Linked DNA regions of Homo sapiens: region 1 is linked to region 2. The links are chromatin loops, found by intact Hi-C in ENCODE. Cell type or tissue: GM12878. All regions are shown on one strand. Links, peaks and the distances in the headings refer to the core of each region. The heading gives the core; the rest is flanking DNA. Region 1 overlaps FNDC3B (fibronectin type III domain containing 3B). Region 2 overlaps PRKCI (protein kinase C iota).

The links. A loop is a pair of places that touch in the nucleus more often than their neighbours do. Peaks named below come from ENCODE experiments on the same cell type or tissue, not always from the same donor. Only the 100,000 strongest peaks of a DNase experiment are listed, where the experiment ranks them.
Region 1: it touches region 2 in a loop (6-fold over the local background); 1 of 110 quality-filtered maps calls a loop at or near these places.

The regions. Positions count from the first base shown.
Region 1 is chr3:172,092,701-172,097,097 of GRCh38, reverse strand. All of the region lies in intron 1 of FNDC3B (fibronectin type III domain containing 3B), which reads right to left. Among named protein-coding and RNA genes, the nearest start is that of FNDC3B, 55 kb to the right of the region's middle. In GM12878, for the core only: a CTCF peak has its summit at 1,703; a DNase peak (open chromatin) is centred at 1,717; H3K27ac peaks cover 1,437 bases.
Region 2 is chr3:170,256,776-170,261,172 of GRCh38, reverse strand. PRKCI (protein kinase C iota) reads right to left here. Exons shown (of 18, transcript NM_002740.6): 3 at 1,115-1,204. Among named protein-coding and RNA genes, the nearest start is that of PRKCI, 37 kb to the right of the region's middle. In GM12878, for the core only: no CTCF peak of the experiment used is centred there; DNase peaks (open chromatin) are centred at 2,322 and 3,872; H3K4me3 peaks cover 24 bases; H3K27ac peaks cover 1,362 bases.

The sequences.
Region 1 (4,397 bases), core at 107-4,106, 1.8 Mb before region 2:
GCAAAGATAAACCTAATAATAGAATCTGTTACATACTTACTTAGCTGTACTAACTATGCTAGTCTCTAACTAGCACAAAAGACTTCAAAAGCTCTTGCTTGAAAAGTACAGGGTGGGGTCAGAGATTTCCTTAGGAGCTGGCAAGCCTCATTCTTTAACAGTGGAAAAGTAACTACCCACTCTTATCTTTATGGGTTCTTTCCAGCCCACCCGCCCTCATCCCATACCTTTTAAAAATATTTGGCCCGTATTTTTATTCCCACATTCCTATGCGTTATAGCGTATAATACATGTTCACTCTAGAAATCTGAAAATACAGAAAAGCAAGAAGAAAGTTTAATTGTTCATAATCTCACCACTCAAAAATAGCCACTGTTAAAATGATGATGTATTTCCTCTCAATCTTGCTTTTCTATTTGAAATTTACAGTAAGGGGCTACAGATTATAATCAATCTGCCTATTTTTTTATTTTTGATACATAACAGTGATACTCATTACTTTAAAAAATAAGCAAGCTGGTTCCTAAATCACATTTTACTTCAGAGAAGATGGTGAAATTCTCCTCTAGGGTCCTGGACTCTGGCAGAAAGATGGCAATAAACCAGAAAAACAGATGATACAACAGGTATGTCCACTGTGCACTCAGAGGCACAATTTCTTTTTATATGATATTAGGCTACAATGACAAAATGCTTTTAGATTGTGTGCACATATTTTAAATAGAATTATTTAAATCCATTATGAAGACTGGATTCCATGAATTAATAAAAATGCAATTCCTTGTTTCTACGTTTATAGGTATGCAAGTTTCTGAAAGTTAAAGGGTGCATTTTCTATCTTCTGAGAGCTACAGGATGTTTTATGTTAACTGTCTGTAGCACCTATTTCACAACTATAAACCTATCCCAACCAATAATCAGAATGAATGTATGTACCAGGAACCAGGTTCAATGGCACTTTGCCCCAGAATACTTAATTAACCCTGAGCATCTAGGTTGTATTGTTACCAGTAAAATTCACAGAGAACCAAACTGGCAATATGTACGATGTGGCTTAAGATATTTTAGAACAATGTATGAAAACATACATCACAGTATGAAACAGTGAAAACTTGGAAGGTATTTTATCCATACAATGCAAAACTCTACAGCCAATTTTAAATGCTGTAGAAATCAATCTGCTAACATAGGAAGGTGTTCACAACACATTGTTTGTAGGGGGAAATAACAGGTTAACAAGGAAGTGCACGCTGTGATACTCTGTGCAAAACTAGGCTTTTTGTTTGTTTGTTTGTTTGTTTGTTTTTTTAACAAAGAAAAGAGTCTAGAAGAACATACACCAAAGTGTTCATAGTGATTTTGATAAAGTAGGTAGAAAGAAGAATCTTTTGATGTATCAATGCTCCAAGACTTTTTTAATGATGCTTGTGTTAGGAGAGGGGAAAAATAGTACACAGAACAAAGAGCATCTTAAGGGCAATCTGATCACATCTGTGCCAAATAATCTAACGGAAAAATGTGAAACAGATCATGGATATCTGGTCAAGGGTAATCCTATTAAACAAAACCCCTCTCTATGAGTACCCGATATGGGTCACTGGCTGCGACAATCTCTCTTCTAAAGCTGTGCTATAGCTCTCAGAAAAAGGTGTGAGCTGTTCTAGGCCCTTCACTTTGGGCCCAGTGGCGCCAATGGGCAGTGGTGGTGGGGACTGTGAATCTCCTAGAAGCTATTTTCAGTTTCAGAATATACCACAGAATCCCAAGTCTGAAAAAGAACTTTGAGAAGTTCAGCTCTGACTCAGGCTTGTACTGTATCTAAACATCCCTAGTAGATCAGAGGCTTCAAAATATCAAAACTTGGTATTTTTTTATTACACTATATCCTTCAGCTAATTATCCCAGGATTTCCTCTCTCAAACAGTTGGTAAAAATACATTTACTTTGAACAACAGGATGATAGGAATAGATAAGGTCAGAATTAGACAGAACTGTGTCTGAGTCAATGAAAAACAAAAATTGCCGAGTATTTTAAAATCACCATTACTGAAGAGAGTATTCCTTTGATGAAGTCTGTTACCTCTGACTCTTCCTTTCCATTACCACCACCAGCAGCAACACCCTAGTTCAGGAACTAGTCAAGTCACTACTAGATTCTGAAAAAGTACAGGACCCATTTACTCTGCCTACTGTCCCTGTCATGTCCCTTCTGTCCACTCTACCCTGCACATGCAGACCATGTAATTTAGTTCTGGAACCTCACTTCCACTAAGCCACTACACACCCGCTCACAGACCAGTGATTCTTCAAGCAGAAGCACCCATAAGAGATGGGGAACAGAGGACTTAGCACTGTGAGGGGAGTCATTCTACAACACTAACCATTCAGGTTAGAGTTTCTCCAGATATGTGCAGGAACTATCAGCAACAGAATTAAGCGGGGTGCTTGTTTAAAAACGCAGATTCCTCACAGATATTCACAGCAGCATTACTTAAATAACTCAAAAAGGAGAAACCATCCAACAGAAGAATGGACACACAAAAATGTATCCATTTTATGGACGCATAGCTTAAATGTATCCATTTTATGGATACATTCCTTAAAAAGGAATAAAATACTGATACATGCTACAGCATAGATGAGCCCTGAAAATATTATGCAAAGTAGAAAAGGCCAGTTAGAGAAGGCCACATAATGTACGATTCCCTTTATATGAAATGTCCAGAATAGGCAAATGTAGACAGAAAGTAGACTGGTGGTTGCTTGGGGCTGGGGTTGACGGTGGGAAGCAACTGCCAACGGCTATGAGGTTTCTTTTAGAAGGGACAAAAATGTTCTAGAATTTGCTAGTGGTGGTGGTTACACAATGCCGATGTTCTAGAATTTGCTAGTGGTGGTGGTTACACAATGCCGATGTTCTAGAATTTGCTAGTGGTGGTGGTTACACAATGCCGATGTTCTAGAATTTGCTAGTGGTGGTGGTTACACAATGCCGATGTTCTAGAATTTGCTAGTGGTGGTGGTTACACAATGCCGATGTTCTAGAATTTGCTAGTGGTGGTGGTTACACAATGCCGATGTTCTAGAATTTGCTAGTGGTGGTGGTTGCATAACGACATGAATATGCTAAAAATATTAAATTTTACACCTTAAATGCATGAGCTGTATGACATGTGAAATATATCTCAATACAGCTGTTTAAAAATCCAGAGTCCTCAGTTCTCACTTAGATCTACTAAACCAGAATCTCTGAAGGGAGGCCTAGATATCCTCCCTTTGAACAGAAAGAGCAGGCAGTGTGTATTCTCACGAAATTCTCCAGAAGATTCCTTAGTACACTAAAGTTAGCACTGCCTTTGATCTTTTTCTGAACCTTAAAGGCTATACCAGTGTATTTCCTTCCAGGTGCAGTGACTCACACCAGTAATCCCAGCACTTTGGGAGGTTGAAGAGGGAGGACAGCCTGAGGCCAGGAGTTCGAGACCACCCTGGGCGACACAGTAAGAGACCCACTCTCTAAAATATTTAAAAATTAGATGGGGCCGGGCGCGGTGACTCACGCCTGTAATCCCAGCATTTTGGGAGGCCAAGGCGGGCGGATCACGAGGTCAGGAGATCGAGACCATCCTGGCTAACACGATGAAACCCCTTCTCTACTAAAAATACAAAAAATTAGCCGGGTGCGGTGGCGGGCGCCTGTAGTCCCAGCTACTCGGGAGGCTGAGGCAGGAGAATGGCGTGAACCCGGGAGGCGGAGCTTGCAGTGAGCCAAGATAGTGCCACTGCACTCCAGCCTGGGTGACAGAGCAAGACTCCGTCTCAAAAAAAAAAAAAAAATTAGCTGGGTGGGGTGGGGATACTGAGGTGGGAGGATCAGGAGGTCAAGGACCCAGGAGTTTAAGGGGTAGTAAGCTATGATTATGCCCCTGCACTTCACCCTGAGCAACAGAGCGACAATCCTGTCTCTAAAAAAAGATTCTGGCCAGGTGCAGTGGCTCATGCCTGTAATCCCAGCACTTTGGGAGGCCAAGGTGGGAGGATCGCTTGAGCCCAGTAGTTCAAGACCAGCCTGGACAACATAGAAAGATGCCATCTCTACAAAAAATAAAAAAGTAGCCAGGTGTGGTGGTGCACACCTGTAGTCTCAGCTCACAATCTCAGCTACTCAGGAGACTGAGGTGGGAGAATCACTTGAGCCCAGGAGGCAGAGGTTGCAGTGAGCCATTATCATGCCACTGCGCTCCGGCCTGGGCAACAGAGTGAGACACTGTATAAACAAAACAAAAAAATCTAATGTATTTCCTACTCTGCCCTACACAACCCTCCCATGTGAACAGTGTCCTGATACTGGGGAGCAAGAGACCGCTGCTGAGCTTTTGCTCTTGCTATTCTCTCCT
Region 2 (4,397 bases), core at 120-4,119:
GGCATCATAGTGATATCCGATCTATACAAAAAAAAAAAAAAAAAATTAGCCAGTCATAGTGGTGCGGCAGTGCCTGTGGTCTCAGTTACTCAGGAGGCTGAGGTGGGAGGATCGCTTGAACCTGGGAAGTCAAGGCTGCAGTGAGCTATGACTGCACCAATGCACTCCAGCCTGGGCAACAGAGCGAGAGAAACTGCCTCAAAAAAACAAACAAAAAAAAAGTTTTACATGACTTTTGATGGTTAGCATAGTTGAATGAAACACAAATTTGGAATCAGAATTCCTAGATTCACAATCCAGGTCTACAACGTGCCAGTTACAATGATAACTGAGTTTAGGTTACTTCTTCTATGCCACTTCCTACATCTCAAGGTTGCTGAGGTATAAACATATTAATGTCTCTAAAGCATCATGTAAATGGGCCTGGTGCAGTGGCTCATGCCTGTAATCTCAGTGCTTTGGGAGACCAAGGCAGGCGGATCTCTTGAGGCCAGGAGTTCGAGACCAGCCTGGCCAACATGGTGAAACCCTGTCTCTACTACAAATATAAAAATTAGCCAGCCATGGTGGTGCACACCTGTAATCCCAGCTACTTGGGAGGCTGAGATGCTTGAACCCAGGAGGCAGAGGTTGCAGTGGGCCGAGATCATACCACTGTACTCCAACCTGGGTGACAGAGTGAGACTGTCTCAAAAATAAAGGAATCATGTAAATAGTTTCACTATTAACCTTTAAGCAAAAGAAAGGATATTTAAGATACCTTACCTTTGGAGGTCATTATTTGTATACATAACAAAATTTCAAGTAGATGACTTAGATTCCCCAGGCTCTCAATTTTTAAGTTCTATCATAAATTTGCTGTGATACACTGAGATATCACATTTTAATATCCAACAAGACATACAGAGACCACAAAATTCCCCAGACTATAAGCAGCAGATTAATTTTACCTTCTGTAGCACGTGAGAAACTACTAAATAACGACAATTACTTAGGCATGAGTCACAGAGATTGAGAAAATGACATTAAGATTATGTTTCAAAATGGTGAAGAATAAAGAGTGATTTCAAAGAAATTATCAGTCTGGACGAGTATGAAATGACTACTCTCTTACCATGAATCAAGAGTTCAGAATCCTTGTTTAGCTCATAAAGTCTAAAGGCTTCTTCTAACTCCAACTGAGATGATACTGTACACGGGTCTCCTAAAAAACACAAAAGTAAAGTAAAGGTCACTTTAAAACCCCTAAATGTGATGATTACTAAACAAATTTCATAATGTAAATTTTTAGAAAAAATAATCTCATATTTATAAACAAATATATGACAAGGACAAATATTTATTTACTTATTATTATTATTATTTGGAGACAGAGTTTTGCTCTTGCCACCCAGGCTGGAGTGCAGTGGCATGATCCTGGCTCACTGCAACCTCTGCCTCCCAGGTTCAAGCGATTCTCCTGCCTCAGCTTCCCGAGTAGCTGGGATTACAGGTGTGTGCCACCACACCCAGCTAATTTTTGTATTAGTAGAGACAGGGTTTCACCATGTTGTCCAGGCTGGTCTTGAACTCCTGACCTCAGGTGATCCGCCTGCCTCGGCCTCCCAAAGTGCTGGGATTATAGGCGTGAAGCACCGTGCCTGGCCTAAGGACAAATATTTAGATATTTATTTAGACAATTCAATTTTCTGAAGTAGGTAACATATAACTTCCATTTCTATTTGCATAAAAATACCACATGAGGTTCACAGACACCAATGTATATAGATATAAAATTTTGTTCTTTGGTTTTCTTTTTTGGTGAGACAGGGTCTCACTCTGTCACTCAAGGCTGAATGCAGTGACATGATCACGGCTCACTACAGCCTCGACCTCCTGGGCTCAAGCAATCCTCCCGCCTGGGCCTCCCAAAGTGCTGGAATTATGGGCATGAGCCACCACACCTGGCCATTTTGTTCTTAACATTGTATATATCCCAAATACAGCAAACAGAATCTATTCCTGACCACATTTTTTTTCTTTTTTTTTGAGATGGAGTTTGGCTCTTGTTGCCCAGGCTGGAGTGCAATGGTGTTATCTTGGCCCACTGCAACCTCCGCCTCCTGGGTTCAAGCGATTCTCCTGCCTCAGCCTTCCAAATAGCTGGGACTACAGAAGTGCACCACCATGCCTGGCTACTGACCACAGTTTAAATTGTCACTGCTATGTGTCTAATGGGAAAGTCTAAAGAGGAGGCTTTCTGTTACCTGTTTCTTTAAAAGAGGAAGTGAAAGTAGTTCCATTGCCACAATACGATTAGTTAGAAGTCTCCATGTAATCATTTTATCAAATTTTTCCTTTCACATGACAGAGCCTCCTCAAAGGAGTCACAGAAATGAAAAGCTACAAAAGTACTGAAGAACAGTTGCACTTGAGCTGCTGTGAAATATAAATGAACAGTTTTAGTAACAGACACACAGAAGTGATGGAAAAAACACCTCCCTTACCCAACTAGCCAGACAACTGAGTCATCCCTGGCGATCAATGAGGTGGCACATCTGCCTGGACTATGGCATTCCTCAGTGAAAAAGTCATTCAGGCCAGGTGTGGTGGCCTGTAATCCCAACAGTTTGCGAGGCCGAGGCAGGCGGGTTGAGGTCAGGAGTTCGAGACCAGCCTGGCCAACATGATGAAAGCCCATCTCCACTAAAAATACAAAAATTAGCCAGGCACAGTGGTGTGTGCCTGCAGTCCCAGCTACTCGGGAGGCTAAGGCAGAAGAATCGCTTGAACCTAGGAAGCAGAGGGTGTAGTGAGTCAAGATTGTGCTACTGAACTCCACCCTGGGCAACAAAGCAAGACTGTCTCAAAAAAAAAAGAAGTCATTTAAAGCCTAGTTTGGACCTGAGCGAGTGAAAGTGAGTCCTTCACTCTGCCATTGATTTGCTAATTCCCATAGTTACTACACACTAGATGCCACCAACCCTATCCAAACCTCAATCACCAGCATACAGCTTGGTCTGCTAATTGAGAAAGAAAAACAAAGTCATTTTTTCCTGGCTACTCAAAGAAAAGAGTGCCTCTCCTTTTTTTTCTCCCACTTGACCACTGCATCCCTACTTCCTTTTATCTTCTCTGAGCTCCTCTGTTCCATTTTTTTCTTTCCTTCTATTTCCTAGCTCTTCTCAGGCAAAGGCGTTTCTGAGTCTCCCTCTCAAAAACCTCTTTCAGGCCAGGTGCAGTGGCTCACACCTGGAATCCCGGCACTTTGGGAGGCCAAGGTGGGTGGATCGCCTGAGGTCAGGAGTTTGAGACCAGCCTGGCCAACATGGTGAAACCCCGTCTCTACGAAAACACAAAAATTAGCTGGGCGTGGTGGCACGTGCCTGTTGTCCCAGCTACTCAGGAGGCTAAGGCAGGCGAATCGCTTGAACCTGGGAGGCGGAGGTTGCAGCGAACCGAGATCACACCATTGCACTCCAGCCTGGGCAACAAGAGCGAGACTTTGTCTCAAAAAAAAAAAAAAAAAAATTCTCTTTCCCATTCAGATTGACACTCCATTCATTCAGTAGCCACAAATCTCAAGAGTAAAACTAGAGACTAAAACTGGAGGAAACAGGTGAGAAGATGAGAAAGGAAAAGGGGCAGGGTTTTTTTTCACTTCATACTTCTCTTTAATATTTTAAAAATCATAAGTTTGTAATCTTTTATAATGAAACAACTTTTTTTCACATAGTGATCATATCCTTTCTCCATGTTCTTACCTTCCACACATTTCTCAAAATGCTGCTGCCAGGTTTTAGCCCAAACACTCCACCAAAACTGCGGTTGCAAAGGTCATGAAACCAGCTGCTGAAACCTATGACATCTTTTCAGTCCTTATTCTAGGTGATCTCTCTTGCAGTCCCTGACAAAGTTGCCCACTATTAAGAAATCCTGTGTCTCGGTTTCTAAAACACTATTCTCTAGGTTCACCACCTGTTCTTTTTAACTGTTTAATCTGGAAAATTTGAAACATATTTCAAAATGTTGTTTTCCCCTATATACCCACCCACTTATTCTCTACCATGGCAGCATTCTAAGAAAATCTCTATAACTCTAGATAAAAACTCCTTAGTATAATCCAAATATTGTTACTAACCTACAAAAACTAACAAGTATCTTCTCTGACCACAATGGAACAAAACTAGAAATCAGTAACAAGATGGACTTTGGGAACTACAAAAACACATGAAAGTTAACAATATGCCCCTTATTAAGCAGGGGGTCAATACAAAATTAAGAAAAAAATTGAAAAATTTCTTGAAAAAAATGAAAATAGAAACACAACTACTACCAAAACCAATGGGATACAGTGAAAGCAGTACTAAGAGGTGAGTTTATAGCAAGCAATAAGTGCCCACATCAAAAAAAGGAGA